Regions from separate parts of the Homo sapiens genome. Here region 1 is linked to region 2. Evidence: read pairs that join two places in POLR2A ChIA-PET (ENCODE). Cell type or tissue: B cell. All regions are shown on one strand. Links, peaks and the distances in the headings refer to the core of each region. The heading gives the core; the rest is flanking DNA.

Region 1 (2,921 bases), core at 124-2,623, 72 kb before region 2:
GGGGCAGCGGGTAGCTTGTGTCATCAGTATATTGCCAGTGTCCTACACAGTGCCTAATCTACTACAGGCAGTCCAATATTTGCCGAATGAATGACCCATATCATTTATTTTTAAAATGTTTGTCCTTGGAAGGAAACAGCAATTTCTTTAATAAAAAAGTGAAGCATTCTAGCTAAAGTCTTTATATAGTCTGAAGAGAAAAGAGTTTGTGAGTTATAGCCAAAAGGAGTAGCAGATTAGTAGTTTTCAAAGAGAAAACATAGAAAGATCTACCCATGCATCATATGACTAACATAAAAGTCCTAACCTAATGCACCACATATTACCTGACTTTAGAGTAGAAGAGCTAGAGATTGAGTCAATGATTGTTTTATAAAACCCATTCCTATTTTTTCCAGTTATCTCCTTATGACAGAATTATTGTCTCCTGACAATAATTCAAGGCAAACTCAAAACACAAATTCAAATTTCTTTTCTTTTCGTTTTTTTTTTTTTTTGAGACAGAATCTGTTCTGTTGCCCAGGCTGTAGTGCAGTGTCGCGATCTTGGCTCACTGCAACCTCCACCTCCCGAGTTCAAGTGATTCTTGTGTTTCAGCCTCCCAAGTAGCTGGGATTACAGGCACAAGCCACCACACCCAGCTATTTTTTGTATTTTTAGTAGATACGGGGTTTCACTATGTTGGCCAGGCTGGTCTTGAACTCCTAGCCTCAGGTGAGCCACCCACCTCGGCCTCCCAAAGTGCTAGGATTACAGCTATACGCCACTGTGCCCAGCCCAAAACTTGAATTTCTTAAGAAAAAATATTGTAGGTACATATGCAGTTTTTGAACAATTTTGCTATAAACATAGAAAATATTGGCCGGGCGCAGTGGCTTATACCACTTTTTTTTTTTAGACAAGAATCTTCCTCTGTCACCCAGGCTAGAGTGCAATGGCGCGATCTCGGCTCACTGTAACCTCTGCCTCCCAGGTTCAAGCAATTCTTATTTGGCTTATACCACTGCGCCTGGCCAGGAGGGCGAGATCAGCCTGGCTGGCCAGGAGTTCGAGACCAGCCTGGCCAACATGGCGAAACCCCATCTCTACTAAAAATACAAAAATTAGCCAGGCATGGTGGCGTGTGCCTGTAATCCCAGCTCCTCGGAGGCTGAGGCAGGAGAATAGCTTGAACCCGGGAGGCAGAGGCTGCAGTGAGCCAAGATCAATCACACCACTGCGCTCCAATCTGGGTGACAGAGCAAGACTCCATCTCAAAAAAAAAAAAAAAAAAAAGGATATATTGCCAATTACCTCTTTTTCTTGTTTTTTTTTTTTTTTTAAAAAAAACTAAAGTATAAAAATGAGGAAAATATGCATTTGCTACGGAATTACTTATATTTAGAGAAGCAGATCAAAGAAGTAGGAATTAAGGTAAAGAATATATACATACCGCATGTATTGTTATTTAAGCACTAACAAGTCACATGCATTTCAAGACATGCAGGGTTGTTCTGTGACATGAGACAAGGATATTTTGCAGAAGAAAGACTTCTTCAAGTACTACCTAAAATAAAGTTATAGCTAATGTTAGGTCTTAATAACAACTTACTTTTAAATGCTTATTTAATCAAGAGGTTGTTTGTTAAACAGTTACTTAAGGTCTACACTGCAACTTTTAAAATAATGTAATCCAAGGTATTGGATTACAATGCCTAATGTAACGCAGGCAAGGTCAGTATTAACTATGGTCCAATTAACACTTTTTTTGGGCCTCAGTTTCTTACTCTGTAAAATGAGGGTGCTGGTGGTATTACTAGTGAGATTAATCACTTTAATGTTTGTTAGAGATACCTCCAATTGAATATGAACTTGTTTCACATCAAACTTCTATATCTCTGCAGCAAGTTTCTGATTTATTAAGAGCTTAGGCAGCCTGGGTAGTCATTCATATCTAAGCATAAATTAGTTTATGAAAAAGATAAGCTAAGTGGTCCTTTGCCTGATGGCGGTGAACCCTGGATGAGCACCTGATGATGACAGATGTGTGTGCTCTAGGCAGATAGGAGAGTGGGTGCTCTAGTGGTAGGCAGAATGTGGAGGCATCTGAAGACACAACGCAAGACAGAAAGGAAAACTTTGAAAATGAGAAAGAGACTGAAAGGCAAACTCTGCCTCCAACATTTTGCCTAGAAGTGGCCTCAACTTTTGACAACATTTTTAGCACAAGTATTGCATTTGACTTAATTTATTTTCAATTTTCCTTCTCTTTCTCCTAGGTTCCTATACAAATAAAAACAGGATATATGAATTATGGTACCATGGGAGCTGTTCTGATGGGATCAAATTATTGGCAAAAAGCATTAAAAATAAAGCTGAAGTTATCTGGAAATTGTCTCTTTAGGAGTTTTAAGCCTGACTGGGTCTGACTCAAAGCACTGACACCCCCCCACCACCCGCCAATCCAGTGTGGGGCACTGATGCCCCGATTTTGCTGGAAAGAACTCTTAATGACTAAGACAACTGCCTCAAAGAAGGCATGCCACTTCCATGAAATATTTGGGAGCAATGCCAATATCTCATTGTGGAAAATTAATCTTTACTATTTCAAACCGGTGGAGTCAGCAGTGGCTCTAAATAGGGTAAGGAGGCAAAGATTCTTTCTGTATAGCCTTCAAGCAGCAACACGGAGCAAGAACCTAACTAAGGATGCAAGGTACAGCCTATCAGGCTGCCCATCCTCCTGCCTGCTTTAAAAATTTTCTTCTCTGTTCTGCTACATGCAATTTTTGTAATTTAAAATTTTAATTTTGGAAAAATTAATACATGCCTTATAAAACTTTCAAATGGTACAAAATGTTAGAGTGAAAAGAAATCTTCTCATCCTTGACCCTGAGGCCTCCTTCCCAGGAACACTTAATGTCATCAGATGACTGCATATT
Region 2 (2,921 bases), core at 207-2,706:
AGCTTTTTTTTTCTTGGGGAAATATAATCAACATAGTTCCTTTCTAGAGAGGTGATCAATCATAGGTCAAGCTATATTGTTTTAGAGGATCTACTCATTGTATAGCCAATTTTAAGTAAAATGCTTACCATAGACTTTAACAAGGACTGTTGCTGATTTCTTGCCAGATTGGTTTTCAGCTTCAATTGTGTATTTTCCAGCATCGTACCGATTAACTTTGTCCACTATTAGCAATGAGTAGCTCTCAGTGGTGTCAATAATTGCCCGGCTTGCAAGGTCAATGCCCTGCTTGCTCCACGTTATGACAGGAGGTGGTCTTCCAGATACAGACACCATCAAGCGCAAGGAGGCCCCAGCCCTGATGGTCACAGTCTTCTTTAGATCATCTGCAAGCTCAAGATCTGGTATTTCTGGAAAGTTAATGACAAAATTTAATTAATTCATGGACAGGTGTGAGAAGAAAATAATTCACCTAAAAGCTTCTGTGATAAATACCTATTCTTTCCACGGGCTCAATTTCAGCAATTGATTCGCTGTATTCGCTCATACCCTTCACGTTCACGGCAGCAACTCTGAAGGAATATTTCTGGCCCATTTTAAGGTCTGGCACAGTGAATTCAGTATTTCTTATTGTGGCATTGGTATGCACTCGGTACCACTGATCAGTGTCCTTCTCTTGCATTTCCAGAACATATCCTACAATGTCAGTACCACCATCGTACATGGGTTTGGTCCATGCCAAACTAATGCTGTGTTTGGTGGTATCCACAACTCTTGGAGCAGAAGGTGGTCCAGGGGTATCTGTGGAATTTAAAAAGTGAGATGCAGATATTAGGCAAATAAGGAAATGTTGAGATTTGTATTTTTTGTTTTCAAGACTCACAAAGGCATTATTGCTCTTGTCCACACTCACCAAGATAATCTTTATTAACTGGGCTCCTGATATTATAGGACAGCACAGAGTGCCACATTATAATTTAATATTATTATCTTAAGAATTAAATTGCTTTAGGAAAGTAGATATTTCTTCCCTACTTCTTTGGCCAGCTTTACTGTGTGTTCTCTATTAGCTAAGCTCATTACTTAAAGTACCCATTCTTAGGGACTTTTCTTTAGTTGCTTATCTTTCACTGGGTTAGTATCACTTGCCACCAATACATTTCTAATGAATACAAGAATTGGTTTCCTTAGCTTCCCCAATTCAGTCCCAGTGACTATTCCTTTATAGTTCTTGGGCTCAGACTCTGTAAAAGGATTTGCCACTTATTTTTGAAGCTCTTGTCACAATTACTTTGTCAGTAACTTATGAAACCACTAGAAACTGTATGTTCCTGCTAAACCTCTTCTTAAAAGGAGTTTTGCCATTTTTCTTTTCAGTTATTACAGTACAATGCATTTTTCTCTAAGGAAAATTTATAAAATAGATTCTTTTCATATTGATAGAATATTTTTTCATTAATTGGAAAATGCTGTACAACTTTTAGCAATTCTAATTGCTAACTTAACAGATGTAATAGTTAAAATGTTCTCTGACTTAAGCTATATTTATGATCATGCAAATAAGCATGTGCTTTTCTAGACCATTCATAAATTCTAAAAATTCTTAGAGATTGTGTGTTGGAAAATTATCTGTCATATAGTTTTGAGGAGCATTGTATTTATGTATGATTCTTGGAGCTCACATGATGGTTCTCTGCATGAGATGAAGTTGGAAGCTTCGCTGGGCTCACTGTTACCAGCTGCATTCACTGCGGTCACCCGGAACTGGTAATCACAACCCTCCATCAGGCTGGTCACCTTCAGCCTGGTATCATACACCACATAGTCTTTGTTGACACGTGTCCAGCGCAGGCTCTTCTTCTCACGTTTGTCTACTAGGTAGTTGCTGATTTCATTGCCACCATCAGATTCAGGTTTTGTCCACTGAATGATGATATGCTCTTTGCCAGTCCCAACTTCTTCAGGTATGCCGGGTGGTGATGGAATAGCTGTTTATGAAAATAAGGATGATGAGAATTGCACAAAATTACTATTGATAAGACTGCCCTTCTCCCTTCTCCCCCTGATTCTATTACATTTCAACTGTCAAATTATTTAAAAGTGTTAATACTTACTGAATGAGTTTCTGGCTACAATTGGCTCTGATTCAACAGGCACACCAGGGCCATATTTGTTTACTGCCCTCACTCGGAATATGTACTCATTGTTCTTGATGAGCCTGGTAACGACATAGGATAGGGTTGGGCATTCGCCTTCAACAATCACCCAGTTGAGCCTGCTAGTCTCGCGTCTTTCCACGATGTAGTGAGTGATTTCTGCTCCTCCGTCTTCCTGCGGAAGGCTCCAGGCTAAAGTGCACTTCTCCTGTGTTACTCTGCTGACGGTGAGCTTTCCACATGGGCCAGGGGAATCTGAAACAGGTGTAATGACAAGCCATGATGAAGATCATTCTTTCTGCCCACACTGGAAAATGCTATATAAATGTGAGAACATTTGACATGCTTACCAAGCACTTTGACCATGACAGACACGGCCTTGGTCCCGCTGGCATTTTTCACTGTTAAAGTGTATTTTCCACTGTCACTTCTGTCACAGAACTTGATCACAGCAGTTGCTCGTTTGCCAGTATACTGCAAAGAGACTTTTTCACAGAGATCTAGCTCCTTGTCTCCTTTGGTCCAGATAATTTTGGGTTCAGGTTTGCCACCAACTGCAGCATCCAGAACAAGATCAGAACCTGCTCTGATGGTAACCAGATCACCGTGTAATCGGGCATCCAGTTCGGCTTTGGGTGGAGCTGTCAGTAGGCAAAACAGATATGAATGAATATCTGAGAGTTTATTTTCACATAAATTGAGATAATTTTAAAAAGGAGAATGTTGACTATTTCCTACCGTATTCATCTCGGCAAGTGACAGGGC

What was found. ChIA-PET counts read pairs that join two places held together with the same protein. Peaks named below come from ENCODE experiments on the same cell type or tissue, not always from the same donor. Only the 100,000 strongest peaks of a DNase experiment are listed, where the experiment ranks them.
Region 1: POLR2A ChIA-PET joins it to region 2 with 15 read pairs; 2 of 35 experiments call an interaction of 5 or more read pairs at or near these places.

The regions. Positions count from the first base shown.
Region 1 is chr2:178,471,597-178,474,517 of GRCh38, forward strand. The region is part of intron 2 of FKBP7 (FKBP prolyl isomerase 7); the gene reads right to left. It overlaps LOC124906102 (a long non-coding RNA gene), which reads left to right. Exons shown (of 2, transcript XR_007087322.1): 2 at 2,259-2,371. Among named protein-coding and RNA genes, the nearest start is that of FKBP7, 5.5 kb to the right of the region's middle. In B cell, for the core only: no CTCF peak of the experiment used is centred there; no DNase peak of the experiment used is centred there.
Region 2 is chr2:178,543,706-178,546,626 of GRCh38, forward strand. It overlaps TTN (titin), which reads right to left. Exons shown (of 363, transcript NM_001267550.2): 341 at 2,895-2,921; 342 at 2,507-2,797; 343 at 2,115-2,411; 344 at 1,683-1,988; 345 at 496-801; 346 at 129-410. The region is part of intron 1 of TTN-AS1 (TTN antisense RNA 1); the gene reads left to right. Among named protein-coding and RNA genes, the nearest start is that of TTN-AS1, 22 kb to the left of the region's middle. RefSeq lists an enhancer at 1-397. In B cell, for the core only: no CTCF peak of the experiment used is centred there; no DNase peak of the experiment used is centred there.